Regions from separate parts of the Homo sapiens genome. Here region 2 is linked to region 1. A link is a loop called in an ENCODE intact Hi-C map of the cell type or tissue named here. Cell type or tissue: ascending aorta. All regions are shown on one strand. Each heading gives the region's core, and the rest is flanking DNA. Links, peaks and the distances in the headings are about the cores only. Region 1 overlaps LOC102723446 (a long non-coding RNA gene). Region 2 has its middle 710 kb from the start of SNORD151.

Region 1 (5,377 bases), core at 187-5,186:
GTTCTTGCCTTTTGCTAGTGCTTTGTCTTCTAGAACTTTCCAGACAGCACCCCACCCCTTCCTTCAGAAGCAAGGTTCCATGTTGTCTCAGTTGTGCCTGTTTCCTTTTCCAGAATTTCATTGCAATTTCCCCCATTTCTGTAACGTTTGCTCAGACTCTGTGTTGTTTAGTCAGTTGTTAGGAATCTCTTAGACTCCTGTTGTCAGTGAGGAGCCAAGCAGACACACTTGTAGACGCAACACACAGAGCAGACCCAAGTTTCTGCCACTAGGGCTGGACCACACAGGCACCTTCCCTTCCAGGCTGCAGGGTCCCCCATTGGCAGTGGCCTCGTCTCCAGGACTTTCCTGCTCTAGAACTCAGAGAAGAAGCTGCCACACCAATACTAGCATGTGACAAATAGCAGCAGACAGGCTGAGCAATTAAACAGACCCCAAATGCTTGTCAGTGGGGCTGGGCCTCACCGAGGACCAGGTAGACTATCCAGAGCATGGCCTTGCCCACCACTCAATTGACAGCTGCAGCTGAAGCCACGTGGAGGATGTCTGCCCTGTGTGGCTGAGGGAGAGTCTGAGGGTCCCCTCTCCTGCCAGGCTCCCCTGCATCAGGATACAGATGTCCAGGGGCACATGTAGACAGCCATCAGACCACCTCACGAGGGGCCTTGGGGATGTGCCCGAGGTGAGCACCTGAGTTAACTGTGTTAGCCCACTGCCAGGTGTTGGCTGTGTAAGCTGGGTTACCTGGCTTAGCTATATTACTTGAGTTAACTCACTACCCTGTGTTACCTGTATTAGCCCATGACTCTGTCACCTGTGTTACCTGCATTAGCTCACCGCCCTGTTACCTGAGTTACCTGCGTTAGCTCACTGTCCTTGATGGTGCCTCTCAAAGCACCTGTGGTAAAGGGATCCAGGTGTGTGTTTTAATATCCATTCCATTGAAAACTGTTCCTCTTGTAAAATAAGTATGGTCCTAGAAAAATGAAATGAAGACAAAACACAAATCCCATTTTTTGTTAGATTCAACAGATATGAAATTACTCTGCCTAATTGCTGTAAAGTTCACATTGATTTACTCTCAATTTCTGTTCTTCCCTGTTGCGAGCCAGTGAGACACCCAGCCCTGGTCAGCCGGCCACATCCAGGAGCCTGGTGTGGCCCTCAACCAGTCCTCACCACAAACCTAGGATGCTGGCCCTGCTCCTGTCCTACAGATGGGAAAACTCAAGCCCAAGATTGTAGAGTCTCAGCCCAGGCCTTTGCCCTGCCAAACACCTGGGCACACCTGTGAGCCTAGCTCCTTCCTGACCTCCAGCATGATCAGGGACAGCAGGGACAAAGATCAGAGACGAAGATGACCCAACATGTGTTCTCCCTTGAGGAGGACCACAGATGCCTGAGATCAATGGGTGGACAACCCATGACTGCATCATGGTGTGACAGAGAAACGGTTGGCAGGCCACATGCAACCACAGAGCAGGGAAGAAGAGAATCCTCCCTGCCAGTACAGGGAGAGCCCCTTTCAGCCCCTGGCTCATGCCCCAACCTGGAGACTCAGTTTCACCTGCTCAGCCCTCTCCACACCTGACCTCGAGTTCCACAAACAGAGATGATGATTTATGTGTTTTCACTTCCATCCCCCTTCCCACCTAGCAAGGCATCTGCTCATAAGCAATATCCACAAGAAGTTATTTAAAGGAAATAATCAGCAGAAGAGAAAGTTGGGATGCAGTGGCCTCTTCAAGTCCCCTGCACACCCCCACCCATGCATCCTGTCACAATGACTGTAGTGTGTGAATTCCTATTACTCCCTTTACAGAGGAAGAAAAGAGGTACTCTTGCCCAATATTTTCTTGGGCCTCTGGGCCATCCAGGGCCACAGCCATAGTCCAGGGGTTGAGTTTTGTCTATGCAGCCTCCCCTACTGACCATGAACTCCTCAGGGGCAGGAACATGCTCATCCCTGTCCCATAACTCCAGGCAAGTGGCCCACCAAGGGGCCAAGCACAAGACATCTGCCCTGATATCGGTTGTTCCAGAAACACTAGCGCCTTCTGGGGCCCCATTCTTGCTGCCAAGACTTAAGTAGTCACAAAAACCTACTGTCCCCTATCCTGCTGGTTGAAAGAAAGTATTTAGGGCAACTCAGAGACACTAAGGAAGGAAATGCTTTTCAAACTTTGCAGACTGTAACATGCAAAGGGTTTGAATGTCTCATAGTGAAGTTTTTGTTTTAAGGAACCTGAATATAAAATTAGGAATGAGCTGGAATGCTGTCTTGGACTCCTCGGAGCCTGGAATTTCTCCGACCTTCCCCATAATTGGAGCTGCCCCGTGAGTCTGAACACGCACCCTGTGTGGACGTGAGTTCACTCAGTGAAAAGCTCCCGCTTGCTTAACTCTCACAGCTCACCTTTAAGTGTTTGCGTGGGTGACTTCTTCTGTTGCCCAGACAACCACACTGTCACCGGGCATTTAGCTGTTGACACGTTAGGCATGTTTCACTGCATAGTGAATCAGCATTCTCTGTCTCTGGAATGAAACGAGGAAATTAAACATCAGAAACTTCTAAAGTGGCAGGAGGGCTGAAGTAAGAAATGCACAAGAGGTGACTCATCCTACTTTGATTCTGTGCCTTGGCCACAGACACAAGTTAACCCTGTAATGCCCACTTGGGAACAGTGGCTCCCGGCTCTTAGGCATGCCCAGCCCCTGGCTGCAGCAGGCTCTGACAAGGCTCTGGTGAGAGATGGCAAATACAGTGCCTTTGGGGCCAGCAGACAGCATCATTGCATGGAGAGGTGAGAAGTGAAAAATGCCAGCTCACCCTAAATGCACTCAAATCCCTGTCTTTTCCTCAGTACAGGTCAAAAGAATGATCCAGATTCAGCTCAACTGTGATCCCTGAGATATTCTTTCATGAAATAATTCTTGTAGCCAACACCCTATTGGGACAACCCTTGCTGATTCTGAAAGGTTGTCTATGTCCCTTATTTACTTCCAGCTTCATAATGTCATAGAGATTCTAAGGTGGGGATTCCCATTCATCCCTTTACAAGGGAAGAAAGGAGACACTCTTGACCAAGATCTTTAGACAGACAGCAGAACCGTATAGTTGACTCTGAGATTAAAAACCCAGTGCTCTTTACTCAATAAAATGCTGCCTCTCTAGTGAAATAAGTTAATGCACCTTTATAAATCACCTTATTTTGTGGTTACTCCTTATTTTGAGCCTTATTTCCAGTGGGTTCTCTGGCTGCTCTACCATGTAGTCTTGTTGAACTCCTCATCTGGAAGGGCCACATCTATCATGTGGGGTAAATGAGATCATTTCAGACCTTGGAGTCATAGACCATGAAGAACCTTGGAGGTAAATGGAGAAGAGTAAAGGGCACCATCATTGCTGCCCAGCCCCATCCACCGCACCCGGCACCCACCACCCTGCACTAAGTCCGAGGACAGCAAAGAGGCCAAGTGCTCCTCTCCAAGGGTGTCCCATGTCTTTCTGGGCACCAGATAGTGGGGCCTGTGGTTAATTCCCAGAATGCTGAAAATGTAGGGTTGTATGAAGATAAAAGAAAATAATATGTGTCTAGTATTATGTAAACTGCAAAGAGTAACATCCAAGGAGGGCGTTACCCCATGAGAAATCAACAGACTTGCTACAGCCCATACACAGTATCTGAGGGCGGCTTTGCTGAGGGGCTGGGGTCCTGGGGAGCTGCACCACTTCCAACACCCAAAGCCACCAAAAATTTCCCTCCACTTTGAGCTTTATCTTCCTGTGTTCCCATAGCGTTATGAAGAGAATCCAGAGATGACACCAGCCTTGCTGAGTGCACCTGGTGATGTTTGCTTTAAGGCCAGGGGGTCTTTAGAGAGACCATGACTCATGCTGGGGAGTGGAGCTGAGAGAACAGGGGGTCCCCATCCTCAAGGAGCCCCACACAATGGCAGCTGCAGACATGGAAAGAGAAAGTTATGAGGAAAACAAAGTAAGTTCTACAATAAAGCTCAGAGCCACTTGTCCTTTAACCAGACTGGCTGAGCTGATCCCAACAGGCTGGTGAAGAAAGGAGAGCCCCACCTGCTAAGAAGATTCTGGACACCAAGACCACGGTAGTATTTGAGGATGACCCCTGGGATGCACACAGGGACATGGGTTGCACCTAGAGGGGACGTCAAGGATTCCTCAGGCCCTGGGAGTGTCCAGGAGATGGATGAAGCCCTCCCAAGGTTGGCAGAGCAAGGGCTCCCACCCAGAGCCCTTTCCCGGGTGGATGGAGGAGCCCCTATCACCTCCATGTGTCTGTAGCATGCAGCTCTTCACTTCCCCACCCAGGACCTTTGATTCCCATCTGATTAATAAGGTTAAATTAGCTGGTTCTCTAAGGGGACTCCTGAAACCCCATCCTGCTGGGAAATCCAGATGTAGAACCCAGGGCACTGCATGGGCAGCACCAGTGCCTATCTCCACCTCCCAGCCCTGGTGAGGATGGCAGGGGAGGTGCTGGAACATCCTCCTGGGGCCATCGAGCCTGTCATGCTGAGGCTGGGCACTGCCCTGCTGAACATTCCCAGTGCCCTCAGTGCCAAGTTCTTGGGGGCCCTGGTGGATGCTCCACTCCACACTGATGGGCCTCGAGGAGAGGGAAGCATCCTGCAGAAGGGACACGTGGAGTCTCCCGGAGCTGCCCTGAGACCAACCTCAGGACCCAGCCTCTGGGCTGACCCAGCTGAGTGTCCAATCTCACTTCACACAGCCTCTAAAACCACAAGCTCCTGCCATCTCCCTCACCTGCCCAAAGAGGCTTCAGCTTTCTTTCTTCCTGGACCTCATCCAAACCCTCCCTCTGGGCATCATCCTCAAAGTCTTGGTGCCTCGGTGCTTTGAAGGGAAGTGCAAATGTCATTGGCAGCCCCCAGCCCTCTCGGGAGCCCAGTGGTGCCGCCCGTGCAGCTTGCTGGCCCTGGAAGCTGAGTGCTTGGAGCTGCTATGTGGACACTCCTGTAGGGAAGAGGGTGCCCCATTCATTTGGGATGAGTCTTCACATCAATTTTGTTGTGCCCAGCCTTCACCCCACCTGAGGGGTGCCTGAGGACAAGGACACTGCTACATTTTGAGTGTGTCCCCCAAAAGTTCATGTGATAGGAGGTGGAACCTAACAGAAGGTGTTTGGGTCTTGAGAACTCACCCTCATGAATGGGTTAATGCCATTCTCACAAGACTGGGTCAGTTCTCACGGGAATTGACTCACCCTCACAAGAGCAGTTTGTGACAGGTTGAGGAAGCCTCTCATGGCTGGCCTTTTGCACATACTTGCTTCCCCTGCTGCTTCTCTGCCATGTTAGGGTGCAGCACAAGGTCCTCATG
Region 2 (5,377 bases), core at 81-5,080, 770 kb before region 1:
ACCAAAAGAAGATTGATTGTTGTAATTCCTTTTTATCTTGCCAACAGAATCTTCACTGAGAAACCCAAGAGGCAGGAGGGGAGACAAAAGGGTTTGTTGTGTCTTTCTCCCTACACTGTCATGTTTCCTGCCTGAGTCCTATGAGGGGACACCACCATAGAGGCCCGGTGAGGCCAGCACCATGGTGTCAAAGTCTGCCTTGTGTACCTTTGCTCATGTCACCTCTTCTTTTCTCCACTTCCAAATTCTCTCTATCCACTTCTTGAACTCTTCTTTTTAGCCCAGTTTAGCCTCTCGTATGCAAGTCCCTTCCTCTGTCCCCATTGCCCCAAGGATCCATTGCCTTGACTTGCAAGCATCTTCTTGAATTTCCTGCTAATTTGAACTGAAGAGATGGAAATGCACCTTAAAGATTGGGTGGGAAGCCAGCCATGGCAATGTCTGATGCCCAGACTTGGGAGAGTGGTTGGGTGCTGTAGGAAAGAGGTGGTTCTCGGTCCCAGTGTCAGCTTGTGTTTGGAAATGTCTGCATCTTTTATGGTTTCACTACACTGGCCAGATTCTGACATCTGATCAGCACTCCTGTCTCTGACATCTGATCAGCACTCCTGTCTCTGTTAGTTCTGGTAGCGTCAGGGCTCCCAAGGGACTCTGACTTTTCATCTTCTGCTGGACAGTTAGTGTTCCCAGTTGTTGATCTATAATCCCACTCTTGACAAGAGAAATAATAAATAATTTCTGTATCACTAAACTGTGTAAAGAATATCAAATACTAGGTAAAATTTCCTTTAATAATTTTTTATCACCTGTGCTTTATCCTCACATAATTCTTTCCATTATTTTGCCATATTATTATATCTACATTTTTAAAGGTACTACGCAATTCCTATTTTTCAGGTGAAGAAACTGGAACTTAGAGAAAATGGGTAAGGCAGCAGCACTGGGTTTTGAATCCAGACTGTCTGATTTCAGAACCTTATATCCTAACTACAAGAAAATGTATTTACTTTGTCTCGTTTGCCTATCCCAGAAGCTTCCAACTTGGAAATTTTTGGAAACTATCGTATTATAGCATTCACTGCCCTTCTCACCCAAGCAATAATTGTTTCATTGTCACGTGTGTGTAAACCAATGTGAGGCTCATTTTCCTAATTTGCAAAGTGGGATAAGAATACAGATTCTGCAGGGTTACTTTGAGTCAGAAGTTAAAAGTAAGTGAACGTGCTGTTGGAACTGTGAGTACAGACAGAGCTATGCACCCATAAATAGTGAAATACCAGATCTTTCTGCACTCAAACATTACCCATGTTGATTTATAAAAAAGAAACAATGATTTCACCCTGCTCGATCACTGCCAGGCTTGATGGGATGGTAGATAAAAAGAAAAAATAATGAAGTGTAGGAAATATGCACTTCCTCTTTATGGTTATTAATTTGTTTTTGTTTTTTTTTTCTTTCTGTGCAGACTCTTCAATTGTGAGTCAGATCATAAATCATTGCTTCACTTGTGGGTTTTGGTGGAGTCAGAGTAGATGACTTGAGAGTCTATTTGCAACATCTTTTCCCTTTACCTGGCTCTGCTGGACTTCAAAAGCCTATTTTTATGTGCAGGGTAGAATATGGAGCTGGAACACTAGGTATTCCCGGCTTATTTTTGACATCAAGCCTCTCGTTGGAAAAACCAGCAATTATTAAGAGGTTTCAGTACATTTTAAAAGCATATAAAATCAAAGTTATTCAATACTGAATCTAGGGACAACAATGTATTTGGAGATTTATTACCTCCCAACACATATCTTTTAGTTTACCTTTTTTATCCCAAATGAATTTAATTTAAAATATAATCATTATAATTATACTATATAAGAATATGAACCATGCTGCCTTGGATCAAGCAAGGTTTCAGCATTGGACATCTTCCAAGAGACTCTGAGTCAGGCACGTTCAAGATGTTCTGCAGATGCATCTCACAGGTTGATCCAGCATGCAGAGGTGCTTTAAAAAGATAACTGAGTCAGCTGGGCACAGTGGCTCACACCTGTAATCCCAGCACTTTGGGGAGGCCGAGGCAGGCGGATCACGAGGTCAAGAGATCGAGACCATCCTGACCAACATGATGAAACCCCCATCTCTACTAAAAACACAAAAATTAGCTGGGCGTGGTGGCACATGCCTGTAGTCCCAGCTACTCAGGATGCTGAGACAGGAGAATCGCTTGAACCCGGAGGCGGAGGTTGCAGTGAGCTGAGCTCGTGCCACTGCCCTCCAGCCTGGCGACAGAGTGAGACTCCATCTAAAAAAAAAAAAAACAGATAACTGAGTCATGGTGCTGTACAGCCAACATAATCAAAATGTGGGCCTTCAGCACTGAATCCATTTGGCCTTACTCAAGCCTCAGCTTTCAACCCCTTGTCTTCACCACATGTTTCCCACATACCAATTCACTCTCAAAACTTACTTCACCAGGCATGACTGACCTCTTTGGGACTTAGCATCTCAACAGTGTATTCCATTTCCTCTCTGTGATTTCTGTCATCATTCAGGCTTGAGTGACTTCTCATTACAAAATCTACTGTAGGCCATGGCCTTCACTCCTGCGTGGATGTCTCTCTGTTAGATGACCAGGGTCTTAAGCAGATGACCCACACTGACTTAGGGAGCCTGTGATTCTAAAATCAGCTGCATGATTAACTCCCGTGCTTTGACTTAGATGCAGGAGACTTTTCTTTCCAAGAGAAAGAGCAATTGCTCTAGGGAGAGTGGGAAGCCTACCTCTTCCACGGGCTAGCTGAGTGACATTGGTAACTTACTTGACATTTCTGGGACATGATTACCTAATCTGCAAAATAATATTCATTACACCTATAATCTAAGGTTGCGTAAAGATTAAATTAACTTGCTCATACTAAGTGACAGCTCTAACAGATGCTTAACAAATTTCAACACGTCTTCCTCCTTTGTAGAATATTTTGTATCACTTTTTTGGCATTTTACATGCAATGCATCATGGTTAATTATTGGGGTTGTAAATCCTTTGCAAAAAAGAATCAGGTTTTATATTTTTTAATGTACTCTTGAGTGTATTCCAACCTCTTTCTCATATATTATAAATACTCAATGATTTCCAAATAGACATGTAAAGGAAATTACTGTTCTCTTTTTCTGTGCTCAGTGGAAATATGCTCCACCTGTGTCTCCTTTTCATCCCCTTTAAAACTCTTCATCGTGTGGCTGCAGATTCACTACCGTCTTCCAATTTATCCAGTTTACCTGGTGCTGCGTGGCCTGTGCTGTCTTCCCATGACAGCTCTGGTTCCCATCCTGACTCCTCCTTCCCTTGTGCCCACAGCCAAGTCTGATGGGCATGGGAGAAAGCACAAGGGAGGACGTGTTCTGGGGTGGTATTCCAGAGAGCAGGAGAATCCTGTGGACTCTCTCTGCATTATGCTACACGGATTGCCATTTTGCTCCTCAGGTACCTGAGTAAAGATTGCCATTTGTAAGGGAACAAGCTTCCTGAGTGTTCCCAGCTGCAGTAATATTTAGCCTCAGCAATCTCCAGAACAGTACACAGAGCGAGGCCCCAGCTGCGGGAGCCCTGAAGACGCCTGAGTGAAGGGGCTCTCTTCTCAGCAACATCAGTCAAGGCCAAAGGGAGACCAGCGAGCCTCCTCTTGTTCCACAGGGCCCCTGCACTCCCTTGGACACATTCCTCCTCAGGAGTAGGAGTCTGTGTCTTAAAGCATGAGCCAGGCGACAGTAACACAGACCATGCCCCACTGCATCGTGCATGAATGTTTTGTCTCATGCCATGTGACACAGGGAAGGGTGCAGGCCTTAGTGTCAGCTCTGTAGAGTTCTGCTTTCACTCTAAAGACTGTTATTTCCCTCCTATTTTATCTCCTCATCTGCTAAAATGAGGCCAATTGCAGTCTGTCTAATCTTCCTTCGCCTCCTCCACAAGCTACAGTCCCCTTTCTCATGTGACTTCCATTGCATTAAGTGTTGTTTACATATCTTTCTCCCTAAGAAGGCCTTATGCTCCTCTATGGTAGAAATAGTCCTCATTCCCCTCATGGTCCCTGGGCCCAGGCTAGCTCCAGATCCACAGCAGGCAGGCAGTGTGCTAGCCCCATGTCTTTTTCCTTTCCTTGCCTCTACCCACCAAGGGAAAAACACAGCCTTTGCACGCTTATTAAAGGCTGGCTTTCCAGAATATTACCACCACAGCTGGGGATAAGAAGAAGCTGATTTTTTTTTACCATAGGAAGGAAAACCCACTGATACAGTTTGGTATTTGTCCCCACCCAAGTCTCATGTTGAATTATAATCCTCAGTATTGGAGGTGGGGCCCGGTAGGAGGTATTTGGCTCATGGGGGTGATCCCTCATGGTCTGGTGCTGTCCTCAGATAGTGAGTGAGTTACCATGAGATCTGATTGCTGTAAAGTGTGGTGCCTCCCCTGTGAGCGATGCCTGCTCTTACTTTGCCTTCCACCATCAGTATAAGCTCCTGGAGGCCTCCCCAGAAGCTGACCAGATGTCGGTGCCATGCTTCCTACACAACCTGCAGAACTATGAGCCAACTGAACCTGTTATTTATAAATTACCCAGTCTCAGGTATTTATTTATAGCAAGAATGGCCTAACACTCCCACTTCAACAGAGTCTTGTTACATCTCAGAGGGAGAGGGCAAAGTCAGGATATTTATTGAGACTTTACAGTCTCGTCACATTTTTGTTGGTGTCTCCTGTTCCTTCTGCAGGGATGTCCTTCTCAACTGGATCCTCACCCTTCTCTGTGGAGTGTGGGATACACCCTGCTCCCACCATATTCTCCCATTTGTTTATGTTTGGGTTGAAAAATAGGCATGAGAAATATGAGTTCTTCTTGTAGTTCAATTAAGAAAAGAAGTCTTCCCTAGATGTAAACTCCTGATGGAGGGCTCCTGCCTCATCCCTGCCATCCCTATGCCTCAAAGACACTACAGTTAACCACTCAGTCATGACTTAATGTGGTTAAAAGCCCCTAAAGACACAGATTTCAAATTGGGATGGTCAAAGAAGAGTCAGTTCTAAAACATCTTTTCCCAAAGGATGGTTCTGATTGGTTTGGCCAGCACTATCTCCCTAATGAGACTTGATTCTTTTCTTTGAGACAGATGTATTCTCACTCAAGGAGGTAAAATACAATAGTCACTGCCTTCAAAGATATAATATTCCTTCATGTGATGAATTCATATTACCTGGGCAGCCCTTATGCCACTTTTAAACTTTTAGCTTGGATTGAAATTGCAGGAAAGGCACAAGTCAATTTGAGAAACTATGACTCTGTTAGGGTTCAGAATACTGAGGACCCCATCATCTTCACTTATTTAG

The links. Hi-C counts contacts between places; a loop is a spot of excess contacts. Peaks named below come from ENCODE experiments on the same cell type or tissue, not always from the same donor. Only the 100,000 strongest peaks of a DNase experiment are listed, where the experiment ranks them.
Region 2: a loop joins it to region 1, with 13 times the contacts of the local background. A loop is called at or near these places in 2 of 110 quality-filtered maps.

Annotation. Positions count from the first base shown.
Region 1 is chr7:45,975,508-45,980,884 of GRCh38, reverse strand. It overlaps LOC102723446 (a long non-coding RNA gene), which reads right to left. Exons shown (of 4, transcript NR_187744.1): 2 at 2,417-2,535; 3 at 858-976. Among named protein-coding and RNA genes, the nearest start is that of IGFBP3, 57 kb to the right of the region's middle. RefSeq lists an enhancer at 2,059-3,258. In ascending aorta, for the core only: no CTCF peak of the experiment used is centred there; a DNase peak (open chromatin) is centred at 2,444; H3K27ac peaks cover 3,476 bases.
Region 2 is chr7:46,749,099-46,754,475 of GRCh38, reverse strand. No RefSeq gene overlaps it. Among named protein-coding and RNA genes, the nearest start is that of SNORD151, 710 kb to the left of the region's middle. In ascending aorta, for the core only: no CTCF peak of the experiment used is centred there; DNase peaks (open chromatin) are centred at 1,339, 1,933 and 2,285; H3K27ac peaks cover 3,700 bases.